Linked DNA regions of Homo sapiens: region 2 is linked to region 1. A link is a loop called in an ENCODE intact Hi-C map of the cell type or tissue named here. Cell type or tissue: heart left ventricle. All regions are shown on one strand. Links, peaks and the distances in the headings refer to the core of each region. The heading gives the core; the rest is flanking DNA.

Region 1 (5,000 bases), core at 1-5,000:
CCTATATTACAGAAGGAGCAGGATTGAAAAAAAGAAAGATAGCTCCTATAAAGAAACACTAGCAGCACCTATCCATCCTCTTCTCACACCCACCTACCTCTTACCTTGAACACAAAAGTATGGAAGACAGGGATCTCCAGATGGACATCCTTTTCGGTTTACTTCACAGAGCTCATTGGCAGGGCAAGGATTTGGGTTACAGGGATGAGTCACTTCTTCTACAATGTTACCTAAAGTACTTGGCCCTGAAAAAACCAAAACAGATTAGTTTAACCAACCTAAAAGAGTAAGAGAAAACTGTAAATTATCTGAATTAATTATGGCTGGAATAAATGAAGAGCTCATGAGTGTAAAGTAAGGCCTGATTCTACCAAGCTATTAAAACACCGAGATTCTTTCATTTGTGAAATGATGAATTTCACATAAACATACATTCATTCTTTTTTTAAATTTATTGGGATCTACAATATTCCAGGCAAGGTTCTAGGTGCTGGAGATACAGTGATGAACAAAATAGACAAGTCTCTAACATAGAGTTTACATCTAGTAGAGAAACAGACAATAAATACACTATGTATGAGCTGGGCACAGTGGCTTACGCCTGTAATCCCAGCACTTTGGGAGGCTGAGGCGGGCGGATCACCGGAGGCCAGGAGTTTGAGACCAGCCTGGCCAACATGGTGAAACCCTGTTTCTACTAAAATATAAAAATTAGCTGGGCATGGTGGCAGGTGCCTGTAATCCTAGCTACTCAGGAGGCTGAGGCAGGAGAATTGCTTGAACCCGGGAGGCAGATGTTGCAGTGGGCCGAGATCACATCACTGCACTCCAGCTTGGGAGACAGAGTGCAACTCTTTCTCAAAAAAAAAAGCCCCCCCTCAAATTTAGCTGGGCGTGGTGGCATGTGCCAGCTACTCGGGAGGCTGAGGCAGGAGAATGGCCTGAACCTGGGAAGCAGAGGCTGCAATGAGCCGAGATTGCACTACTGCACTCCAGCCTGGGCAACAGAGTAAGATTCCATCTCAAAAAAAAAAAAAAAAAAAAAAAAAAAAAAAAAAAAATATATATATATATATATATATATATATATATATACACACACACACACACATGCTATGTATGTATATGTGTATCTATAAATAAATAATTAAGTCAGAAAATTGTAAGTAATAAGTAGTGTCAGGGGATAAAAAATGACAGGTATATTTTGGATAGGGTGGTCAAATAAGATGTCTAAGAAGGATAATTTAGCGTGTTTTATCATAAATGAGAATTTATTATGGTAATATGTATGGACTCCAAACCATGATTATATTTAACTTCGGAAATCATGGCCAAGGAAGAGTCTCACTTGATAGAAACCATGTGTGATATTTAAAGAGATATTTAATTTTCCTCCCATTGATATAGTTTCCTTCTACACAAATATTTGCCTGCTGTAATAGAATCTAGAATTATAAATACAATAAGTGTTGCTTACTTGATTTTAGGCCAGACTCATACTCTAAGACTAACAGAGGTATAAGGGCCCTTGGAGTTCATCTCATTTTGCCTAATTATTTCATAAATAGGGAAGCCGAGGCTCAAAGAAGTGATCTGCTCAAAGACACAAAGGTCTAAATTCCAGTCTAATGCTCTCTTTTTTGCTATATTGGTCACAAAGGTTAAGGGACACAGTTTGTTGGCCTTGAGAAAATATGGCGAATACTACCAGCTACAAATCTACCAGCTACAAATCTACCAGCTACAAATCCAGCACATACTTTTCTCTCCCTGATTACTAAAAGATCTCCAATTTTACTTAGGGCCGCAATGGGCCCAGAGCTTAAAAAATAACCTTTCTCAGTTTTCCTTACAACTAGGGATGGACAGTGTGACTAGGGAGAAGTTGTTTGCTCTGTCCCTTCCTTTTTACCTTCTGGAACTAGATTATGGTGGTTAGAACTCCAATAGCCATGTTGTGATGACAAAGTACATTAAGTAATCTTGATGACTGAAGCTAAATGCTAAGGATGGTGGGGAAAGATAAAAGGAGCCTGGATTCCTGATGATGAAGCCCTAGACTATTTGTTTCTGGGCTTTCTTTACTTCTATTTGTTCTGTTTTTTGTTAATCCTACCTAACACAGGAAAACAAAGGCTGACTTCACTGTCTACCTTTGTAGCCAGATCATGGCACAGATGCCCCCTGGTGGCAGCCTGAACACTTCCCTTAACTACTGGGTGTGTAGGAGTTCTACTTGTCATCCCCTGGTTTCCACCATGTATGGGTCTCACTGCCAAGAAGCTGAGCTCCAGCTCCAGGATCCCTCAATGAGATAGCAACACGCTCTTCTAGCTTTTGGCGGGAGTATTTGGCAGAGAAAAACTGAAGCAGTGAGATAAGTTCCATTTTTACATATTAAGCTAGACTATAATTTTTTTTTTTTTTTTTAGACAGAGTCTTGCTCTGTTGCCCAGCCTGGAGTACATTGGTGTAATCTTGGCTCACTGCAAGCTCTGCCTCCCAGGTTCACGCCATTCTCCTGCCTCGGCCTCCGGAGTAGCTGGGACTACAGGCGCCCGCCACCACGCCTGGCTGATTTTTTTGTATTTTTAGTAGAGACGGGGTCTCACCATGTCAGCCAGGATGGTCTCGATCCCCTGACCTCGTGATCCGCCTGCCTCAGCTTCTCAGAGTGCTGGGATTACAGGCTTGAGTCACCACGCCTGGCCTAGACTATCATTTTTTTATACCCTGTTGGGTGAGTAAGTCCAAGCCAATTCCTGGCTCTCATCCACTGACACTCTGATGACAAAAGGCTGATAGTCTCTGGGGGTAAATTCCACTTTCTAGTCATTATTATGGTAAGAAGACAGCAATGATATGGAGCTGGTTATCTGAGAATGCTGGCCCCCTGAGTCACTGCTTAGAATTCCTGACTGACCACAGTTGGTACCTCCTCAGACTGATAGAATCACTTCTGCTTACATATTTTAAAACAACAATTCTTTCCTGGGCCAAAAAGGCCAAGCAAACAAGAGTCTGTGATTGAGATGGTATCATTGAATCCCATGTTCTCAACAGATAAATGCTCATCCAAAACAAATAGTAAAACAAATAGTTGGAAGAGAGAAGTATTTGAAATCTAAAAACACACATACAAAAAAGTACTTACTGAGGTATGTATCCAAAGGTATACAATTCTTCAGATCATCTGTAGGTGACAGAAGCTCACAAATACTTTCAGCTGTGTGGTCTTCAGGGAATTTGTTCTGGTCTCCACATTTTTTAAGAATCTCCACACAATCTGATCTTGAAAAAAAAATGCACGTAAGTTTAGAGCTTGAGGAACCTCCTCATGTTGTCCAGTCAACATCACTTGTTTCTGAAGCTTTCCAGAAAGTAAGCTTTCATAACTTAACATGTTTCAAAAGAGAACAAGAGTCACAGGAGAGCTCAGGTTGAATAATAAATTGAAAGCACCCCTAACTTTCTGTTGTCTGAGACCAAAGCCCTTACTCAAATTGTACACTTCTTCGTACTGTTACTACCAGCAATGTGGCTTTTCAGTATCTTTGAAAGGAAATTAAATGAAGCTAGTCTGATTTACTCTCTGCAAAAATCATATATCCTCACTTCTAGGACCTTATGCTGGCTTGTTTGCTTGCTTGCCTCTTTTGCCTTCCCTTCCTTATCTAAGTCTCTTTTTAGTTATCAACATTAGCATCTGGCCTATAACAACTAGAAAGTCCACTACTTTAAAATGTTCTTGGTCTTCAATAGGGATTTGACTCCTACAAGTTTTCTGTGCTAAGAGTCTACATATTCCCCTCTTGTTGCCTCTTGCTTGTCACCTAATTGTTATACCTCAGTATTTCCCCATCAGGTTATCCCGAAGCCATGTCAGAGAATAGACTGGACTCTGTTTAAGGTTGAAATTATTAAGGTATCCAGCAGCACTGAGCCACATACCAACAGCTTAGGGGCTGGATATTAACTTGGTTTTGGAAAACTTTTGGAAAAAAAGATATGTGAAGAACAATGGGCAGATTACTATGTGTTAAATGCTTTTGGTTTCACCCACTATAGCAGCTCCTATCTTTACTTGATCCTTGATTTCCTAAGCAAAATAAGCTCCTTAAGAAGAGCAAAGTCGGCTGGGCGCAGTGGCTCAGGCCTGTAATCCCAGCACTTAGGGAGGCCGAGGCGGGTGGATCACCAGGTCAAGAGATTGAGGCCATCCTGGCCAACATGGTAAAACCCCATCTCTACTAAGAATACAAACATTAGCTGGGCGTGTAGTCCCAGCTACTCGGGAGGCTGAGGCAGGAGAATTGCTTGAACCTGGGAGGTGGAGGTTGCAGTGAGCTGAGGTCATGCCACTGCACTCCAGCCTGGCGACAGAGTGAGACTCCATCTCAAAAAAAAAACACAAAACAAAACAAAAAAAGAAGAAGAAGAGCAAAGTCTAACAGAATATAAGACAAGTCCATAAATTAACATATAAAAATAGAATTGTGCATCAGAGGTATTTAATAAATGTTTCATGAACTAAGTTCCATAAGAGAAGTACAAATAAAGGTCTATAGGAATCTGTAGTAAGGATAAATTACTTTCAGCTGGAGAAATCTGGGAAGACTACAGGAATGTCTGGTATTTCAGAGGAGACAAGGACAGCCAGTAGGTGGTGATGAGGGGAGCAGTATTTCAACTAGAGGAGGAAAAAGTGGGAAAGCATTTGACATACGGGGGTGATAGGCAAAGGAAGTGGTAAGAGAGAAAATTCTATGGAGAGGCTCTGGCTAGAGATCACGGAGGGTCTGAACTAAAGCTGGAGAATCGTTAGGATGAAAGAAACTTACTTGCAAATAATACTTCCCCGAGATTTACTATGACAAGGTTTAATCTGCAGTGAACAAGCTATTGCTTTCCACATCTCTGGCTGGCACTTTTTAATATCAAGAACAGGTATATTGATAAATGGCATCTTTATGCTTCCTTTCTCCCACAACTTCATG
Region 2 (8,459 bases), core at 1,922-6,921, 210 kb before region 1:
AACTGAGGCACGCTGGGAAAAGGGAGCTACTCCAGGTCAAGCAGCAGCTTAGCAACAGGGCTGGGACCCAGGCTTCCCAGTAGCCGCTATGGTGTGCTTTAAGTAACACCACACACCTGCACAGCTGAGGTGCGCCGCACCTCCCCCTCACTATACTCCTTCATTCCAGATTGAAATGTGCACCATGCTCAGGCAAAAACAAACAAACAAACAAACAAACCAGGCTTTTCTCACAAAATCAAATCAGAAGGTAAGATGTGTGTGGCAGAAACAAGTTTCTTAACTTCCCGAAACCTTATTTTCCTCATGTGGAAAGTGAGTTGAAGAGCTCCTGCCTCATGGCATCGCGGGGGATCTAATGAAACGATGTGGTGCAGCTGGTGCCTCATAACTGGCAGCTGTGGTTTGTTTCTCCCAAAACCCGCCACTCTGGCCCCCAGCCATTCAGGAGCTGTTTTAGGTGGCATTCATTTGGGTGGTGGGGAGCAATGGAACTTTTTCTTTTTTCTGAGACGGGGTCTTGCTGTCGCCCAGGCTGGAGTGCAGTGACGCAATCTCATCTCACTGTAACCTCCTGCTCCCTGTAACCTCTGCCTCCCAGGCTCAAACGATCCTCCCACCTCAGCCTCTCAAGTAGCTGGGACTAGGTGCACACCACCACGCCCAGCTAATATTTGTATTTTTTGGAGGGACGGGGTTTCGCCATCTTGCCCAGTCTGGACTCGAACTTTTGGGCTCAAGCAATCCTCCTGTCTCAGCCTCCCACAGTGCTGGGATTACAGGTGTGAACCACCACGCCCCGTCCCAACGGAACTTTTTCTTCCTCATCCAACAACGTATATATTTGCTCTTCAGTGAGTAAACAGTTGTCCTTTTTTTTTTTTTTTTTAGCAGCACTGGATTCTAGGAAAAATGAAAAATGAAGTGCATGCTTCACTTACTATGCCCCTGTGTAATAAACATCAGCTTTACCGAAGAAGAAACCTGAGGCTGTGTCCACACTGCAGTTATCTTCCTACACTCTCCATTTCTCCTTATTCTACAGATTGGCTGGGGGAAACTGAAGGATATATTCCTGGTGCAGTAAACCTGATGGTCAAACCTTCCCGGAGCTCCAGGGCAGCCAGCTGCTAGGAAGCCTCTCCCCTCTGGCCCACACCCTTCCTGTTGGCTCCTGGCCACACCAACCCATCACCTGGGAGGATGCTGGAGAAACGGGGTTGCCCCAAGAGTCCACGTGTCCTTGACGCATGGCCAGACTCAACAATGGGCTTCTTAATGAAACTGGGAAACTGCAGAGTTCAAGTGGGGGTTGGGTGCTGAACCGTGGCTCATTCCCTCAGGGATCAAATATCAGCAGAGTCATCAGGTAAAGGCCACCAAGTTCACCTTCACCTTCCTGAGGAAAAGACGTTTGGGGTCTCAGCTTTCTTCAGCAGGCAGGGCAGCTCTCCAGCACATGATAGAAGCAGGCTGCGAGTTAGATGGCAGACAGAGGCCGGACACGGTGGCTCACGCCTGTCATCCTAGCACTTTGGGATTATAGGCCAAAGGATCGCTTGAGGCCAGGAGTTTGAGACCAGCCTAGGCAACACAGTGAGATCCCAGCCTCTGTAAAAAATTAGCTCTGCGAGGCCAGGCGCAGTAGCTCACGCCTGTAATCCCAGCACTTTGGGAGGCCCAGGTGGGTGGATCACCTGAGGTCAGGAGTTCGAGACCAGCCTGACCAACATGGAGAAACCCCATCTCTACTAAAAATACAAAATAAGCTGGCCATGGTGGCACATGCGTGTAATCCCAGCTACTCAGGCTGAGGCAGGAGAATTGCTTGAACCCGGAAAGCAGAGGTTGCAGTTAGCCGAGATGGCACCATTGCACCCCAGCCTGGGCAACAAGAGGGAAACTCCATCTCAAAAAAAAAAAAACAAAAAACCGGAGCTCTGCGTGGTGGTGCATGCCTGTAGTCCCAGCTACTCAGGAGGCTGAGGTGGGAGGATCACTTGCAAAGCCGAGTTCCAGGCTGCATTGAGCTGTGATTGCACCACTGCACTCCAGCCTGGGCAACAGAGAGAGACACCGTCTCTTCAAAAAAGCTGACATCTGCTGAGTCTGTCAGGGGCTCGCAGATGTGGGTGGAGGGGGCTCAGATTCCCTGTGCCTGGGTGCTGGGGCCGGAGTGGGAGTATTAGCCATGGCCTTTTGTTCTCAATATCTCCATGGCATTCTACCCATTCCTCTCCACAGCTCCATCCTGTTCTCTAAGTTGGCCCTTGATCAACTTTAGACAGCAACAGACATGAGCAACAAAGGGCTGTGTGTCTTCTGAAGCGGATATTGAACCGGACCTTCACACAGCTGTGCTTTCAGAGCCTGCCCCTGCCAGCTGCCCTCCTCAGTTCTCACCCTTGTGTGCCGTGCTCCCGTCTTCGGCAGCCTGGGGAGGTGGATGGACGGATTCTTGGAGTCATGTTCTTCATGCCTAAAACAAGCACAAAGGACTCCAGACAGAACCTGCTGTATTGAAATACAGTTATCAAAATGTAAACAAACTCAGGCAAGATAAAGGCTACTTTATTAATGCATTGCATGATAAGATCTGGCAGTCGCTCTAATAACAACGATGATTTTGAAGAAGTGATGAATATAAGAAATTTCAAGGTATCTGCAACAAACGCAGTGGGAAGTGAAAATATTTCAGATTCAAATTGCGCCAGACTTGCAGGTGCCTCTGATACACCCTACTTTGTTGCATACATTAACTGAAGGAATAGCTAAAGTTTAGTTAGGGGTTAATGAAAATAAGTGTGTAATTTTTTCTTTACTGAATGTACAGCCCTCTCTGTTCTGTCTGTGGGCCCCTGACTTCCAGTGTCCAGGTCAGCTCAGCTACTGCCTGCAGTACAATGTTCTCTTTGCCTGGAAGCCATCATTTACTGGCTGGTAGGGCTGCTCTGGGCCCTGCAGCTGGGGTCCCATTTTATTCCCTCACCTCTCTACCTTTCTCCCTCTGTCTCTCTCCCTCCCCCTCTCCCTCTCCCCTTCCCCTCTTCCCCCTCCTTCTCCTCCCTCTCTCCTCCCTCTGTCTCTCTCCCTCCTTCCCACCCCTCCTTTGGCTCCTCCTGGGGGCTACTCACTTAGGGCTGAGATTTAAACATTTTCAGATTTAGAGTAAGTTGGGAAGAAGCAGGAATTAGATATGACTCTCCCAGCCGGTAGACAGGTAGGTGGTCAGACTTCAAACCTACGTCTGTCTGTTTCCAAAAATCCTGTCTTCCCAGCAGGTCTGGGACTTCCCTGCTCATCAATGTGTATTTCTCCCAGAAAGCCAGGGATTTTCCTTGCCTCCAGAAAGCCAATGACTGTCCTTGCCTCAGTCTGGCTCTAGAGAGGGCTCACCTAAACAAAGGACAGCCTTCGGCCTAGGGAAGGGGGACTTCCAAACGCTGCCAGGTACACAGATGCCTTGGCCATGCCTGTCTGTTCTTCATAGGACTCTGCCCTTGTGCCCTCCACCGGGAAGGGGTTTCAGAACATCATTTGGCAAAGACTGAATAATGCCTGCCCCCATCACAGACCCTGTTAAAACTGGAAAAAAAGACCCAAACCAAAACTTCACCTTGCCCAGGCCAGGCACTTGTTTATATTTGTTGTCTCTGTGTCCTACAAACATTAACCAGAAAGCCTCTTTGACCAGACGCAGGGGAAATGGAGGTTGTGCTATCTCCTGCACATGGAGCTCTGAGGCCGAACAAGGGCTTACCCACAAAAGTCAGATGTCTGCTGCTGCTTTCTTAGCAACAGATTTAGAAACCTATTCATCAGACAGACTTCTCCTGAGTGGCTCATCCACATCCCCCCCTCCCCTCACACTTCTGACCCCCCACTCTGCCCACACCCTTGTCACCCTGCTTCAGTTCATTGAGGGAATCAGGATGGCCTCAGGCATTTCATTCATTCATTGATTCACCTATTCATCAAAGCCTTGTTGAGTATCTCGGTATGTGCATGACCCAGCATTATGTGGGCTTTACCAACTTCAGCTCACAACCATTGGATTAAATTCTCTTTTAAAATGGTCTTAAAGCTGTGTTCTTACATGCTTTTTATTTTTTCTAAAAACACTTTTAAAAAGAAAGTAGCTTATATCAGAAAGCAATTTATAGATTAGGCACAGTGGCTCACACTTGTAATCCCAGCACTTTGGGAGGCTGAGGTGGGAGGATCACACAAGCTCAGGAGTTTGAGGCCAGCCTAGGCAACACAGTGAGATCCCATCTCTACAAAAAATCAAATATTAGCCAGTAATGATGGCATGTGCCTGTGGCCACAGCTGTGTGGGAGACTGAGGTGGAAGGATCGCTTGAGCCCAGCAGGTCAAGGCTGCAATGAGCTATGATTTCACCCGTGCACTCCAGCCTGGGTGACAGAGCTAGACCCTGTCTCAAAAAAAAAAAAAAAAAAAAAAAAAGCCTATGGATTATGGCTGGTTGTTATAGAAGAGATAGAGTTTTAGTTCTGATCTTAAGGACTAAAGATAGAACTCTTTCTTCCCTCCTGTGGTAGCCAGGGGCCACTGGACAGCCACAGTTTGGAAACTCCCAATCTATTTTCTTGGGCCTGTCCTGCGTAAACCCTTGGTTCCAGGAGTTCTAGTAACAGGAAGCTGTCCCTGCTTCAGCCTTGAAAATCTTTGCTATTCTTTGAGGCCCACTGGATGCCAGATGTCTTCTGGGAGGCCTTGCTTGCTCACAGTGAATTCTCTCTCCTCTATTTGGATATGCCATTGTCTATGCTTTTTATCTGGTGATGGCCACATAAGTTTTGTGACATCTCTTGCATTCTTGCCTTGTATGCATTTAATGTTTAAAAAACTTTTTTTAAAGCTTTTTATTTTGAGAGACAAGACCTCACTATATTGTCCAGGCTTGACTCGAACTCCTCAGCTCATTCCTCCCACCTCAGCCTCCCAAGTAGCTGGGACCTCAGGTGGGCGCCACTGCGCCCAGCAATGTTGCTATGTTACTTATACCGCAGCCATGCCTAGCTCTTCTCTCCAAGTCCTCAAAGCGCTTCTTCATATTGTCTCTTTCATCTGAAACTTTTCTTCCCCCAGTTAATCCAATCCATAGAATATAACCCTTTCTTCATACAAGTGTATGAAAATATAACCATTTATTCAGTGCGAGTGCATACTTGATGTCAGGTCTTGTTCTTGACGTGAGGGTCAGGGAGACATTTGTGTTTTTTTTTTTTTTTTTTTTTTTTTGAGACAAAGTTTCACTCTGTTGCCCAGGCTGGAGTGCAGTGGCGTGATCTCGGCTCACTACAACCTCCGCCTCCCCGGTTCAAATGATGCTCCTGCCTCAGCCTCCCGAGTACCAGGGATTACAGGCACCCACCACCACGCCCAGCTAATTTTTGTATTTTTAGTAGAGACGGGGTTTCACCCTGTTGGTCAGGCTGGTCTTGAACTCCTGAGCTCAAGTGATCCACCCACCTCAGCCTCCCAAAGTGCTGGGATTACAGGCGTGAGCCACTGCGCCCAGCCGACACTTCTGTCTTGAAAGCGGTCATCCTGCTTGGAGTTCCCCACTCCACTTGTCCTGTTCATGCAGTGCCATTTTAATCCTCTCCAAAAATGTTTCTGTTCCAAAACTTTCGTTTTAAAAATTGAGAAATAATTCACATACCATAACATTCACCCGTTTAAAGTATACAATTCAGTGTTTTTTATTTATTGGCAAAGTTGTGTAACCATTACCACTATCTAATTCCAGATCACTTTCATCACCCCCAAAAGAAACCCCATACCCATTATCAGTCCCTCCCTTTTCCACCTCCCTCCAGCCCCTGGCAAACACCAATCCACCCTCTGTCTCTATAGATTTGCCTGTCCTGGACATTCCATATAAACAGAATCATACAATATGTGACTTTTGCGTTCGCTCCTCTCACTTAGCATGTTAATGTCAAGGTTCATCCACATTGGGGCATGTGTCAGGACTTCATTCCTTTTTATTGCTGAGTAATATTCCATGATAAGAATATACTGTGCCACATTTTGTTTATTCTACAGCTGATGGACTTTTAGGTTTATTATTCTTTTGACTATTATGAATGATGCTCCTATAAATAGTCATATCCTAGTTTTTGTGTGGATGTCAGTCTTCATTTCTCTTGGATCTCTACCTAGGTATAGAATTCCTGGGTCATAGGATAACTATGTTTAACCTTTTGAGGAAGTGCCTGTTTTCACAGCTGCTGCCCCATATTGCACCCCACTAGCAATGTATGGGGGTTTCAGTTTCTCCACATTCTTTCCAAAACTTGTCATTTTTCCACATTTTTGATCAGAGCCATTTTAGGGGGTGTGCAGTGGTATCTCATTGTAGGTTTTTTTTTTGTTGTTATTTTTGTTTGTTTGTCTTTTGAGATGAAATCTCACTCTGTTGCCCAAGCTGGAGTGCGGTAGCATGATCTCAGCTCACGGCAACCTCCACCTCCCGGGTTCAAGCGATTATCCTGCCTCAGCCTCCTGAGTAGCTGGGATCACAGGCATGCGCCACAACACCTGGCTAATTTTTGTATTTTTAGTAGAGGCAGGGTTTCACCATGCTGGCCAGGCTGGTCTCGAACTCCTGACTTCAGGTGATCCACCCACCTCAGCCTCCCAAAGTGCTGGGATTACAGATGTGAGCCACTGCGCCTGACCACTCATGGGCTATGTTTTTACTTTTTTAAAGTAACGGCTTCCTTGAGATATAATTCACATACCATACAATTCGTCCATTTAAAATGCACAAATTAGAGTCTGTAGTTGAAGCTCTTGAGGAGGCTAAGGCAGGAGGTTTGCTTGGGCCCAGGAGTTTGAGTCCAGCCTGGGCAAAATAGAGAGATCGCATCTCTGTAATTTTTTTAAATTATGTGTACAATTTAATGATGTTTAGTGTATTCATAGATAGTGCAACCATCACCACAGTCAATTTTAGAATATTTTTATCACCTCATTAAGAAATCACCACAGTTGTGGTGGCTCACACCTGTAATCCCAGCACTTTGGGAGGCCGAGGCAGGCGGATCACTTGAGACCAGGAGTTTGAGACCGGCCTGGCCAACATGGTGAAACCCTGTCTCTACTAAAAAATACAAAAATCAGCCAGGCGTGGTGGCTCACGTCTGTAATCCCAGTTACTCAGGAGGCTGAGACAGGAGAATTGTTCAAACCCGGGAGGCGGAGGTTGCCGTGGGCCGAGATTGCACCACTGCGCTCCAGCCTGGATGACAGAGCGAGACTCTGTCTCAAAAATAATACATACATACAAACATAAATACATAAATGAAAGAGGCCGGGTGAGGTGGCTCACACCTGTAATCCCAGCACTTTGGGAGGCTGAGGCTGGCAGATCATGAGGTCAGGAGATCGAGATCATCCTGGCTAACACGGTGAAACCCCGTCTCTACTAAATATACAAAAATTAGCCAGGTGTGGTGGTGGGCACCTGTAGTCCCAGCTACTCAGGAGGCTGAGGCAGGAGAATCGCTTGAACCTGGGAGGTGGAGGTTGCAGTGAGCAGAGATCGCGCCACTGCACTCCAGCCTGGGAGACAAAGCGAGACTCCGTCTCAAAAAAAAAAAAAAGAAAGAAAGAAAGGAAGGAAGGAAGAAAAGAAAGAAAGAGAGAGAGAAAGAAAGAAAGGAAGGAAGAAAAGAAAGAGAGAAAGAAAGAAAGAAAGAAAGAAAAAGAAAGAAAGAAAAGAAAAGAAAGAAAGAAAGAAACTCTGCTTACTTTTAATAGTGGATAGAACAACTAGGCAGAAGATCAACAAGGAAATAGAAGACTTAATACTATAAAGTGGCCAGGTGCAGTGGCTTACGCCTGTAATCCCAGAATCTTGGGAGGCCAAGGCGGGTGGATCACCTGACGTCAGGAGTTCTAGACCATCCTGGCCAACATGGTGAAACCCTGTCTCTACTAAAAGTACAAAAATTAGCTGGTTGTGGTGGCATGTGCCTGTCATCCCAGCTATTCAGAGGGGCCAAGACAGGAGAGTCGCTTGAACCCGGGAGGCAGAAGTTGCAGTGAGCTGAGATCGCCATCGCACTCCAGCCTGGGGGAAAAGAGCGAGACTTCGTCTCAAAAAAAAAGAAAACAAAAAACAAAAAACAAAACCCAAAAAACTATAAAGCAACTAGACCTAACAGACATCTCTAGAATACTCTACCCAGCAATAGCAGAAATAGCAGAATATATATTCTTCTCAAATACACATAGACGATTCTTTAAGATAGACCATATGGTAGGCCATTGAACAAATGTTAATACATTTAAAAGGATAAAAACAATGTAAAGCATGTTTTCTGACCACAATGGAATGAAATGAGAAATCAATAACAAAGAAACTTGGGAAACATACATCTGTGGAAATGTGCATGAAAATCTCCAACTATCATTATTCAAT

Evidence for each region. A loop is a pair of places that touch in the nucleus more often than their neighbours do. Peaks named below come from ENCODE experiments on the same cell type or tissue, not always from the same donor. Only the 100,000 strongest peaks of a DNase experiment are listed, where the experiment ranks them.
Region 2: a loop joins it to region 1, with 2.7 times the contacts of the local background. A loop is called at or near these places in 26 of 110 quality-filtered maps.

What each region holds. Positions count from the first base shown.
Region 1 is chr9:36,100,388-36,105,387 of GRCh38, reverse strand. It overlaps RECK (reversion inducing cysteine rich protein with kazal motifs), which reads right to left. Exons shown (of 21, transcript NM_021111.3): 11 at 4,845-5,000; 12 at 3,158-3,294; 13 at 105-245. Among named protein-coding and RNA genes, the nearest start is that of GLIPR2, 34 kb to the left of the region's middle. RefSeq lists an enhancer at 2,589-3,089. In heart left ventricle, for the core only: CTCF peaks have their summits at 1,997 and 2,200 (motif pointing left); a DNase peak (open chromatin) is centred at 2,187; H3K27ac peaks cover 365 bases.
Region 2 is chr9:36,310,737-36,319,195 of GRCh38, reverse strand. LOC102724322 (a long non-coding RNA gene) reads right to left here. Exons shown (of 5, transcript XR_001746660.2): 4 at 2,404-2,479; 5 at 731-1,399. Among named protein-coding and RNA genes, the nearest start is that of GNE, 57 kb to the right of the region's middle. In heart left ventricle, for the core only: no CTCF peak of the experiment used is centred there; no DNase peak of the experiment used is centred there.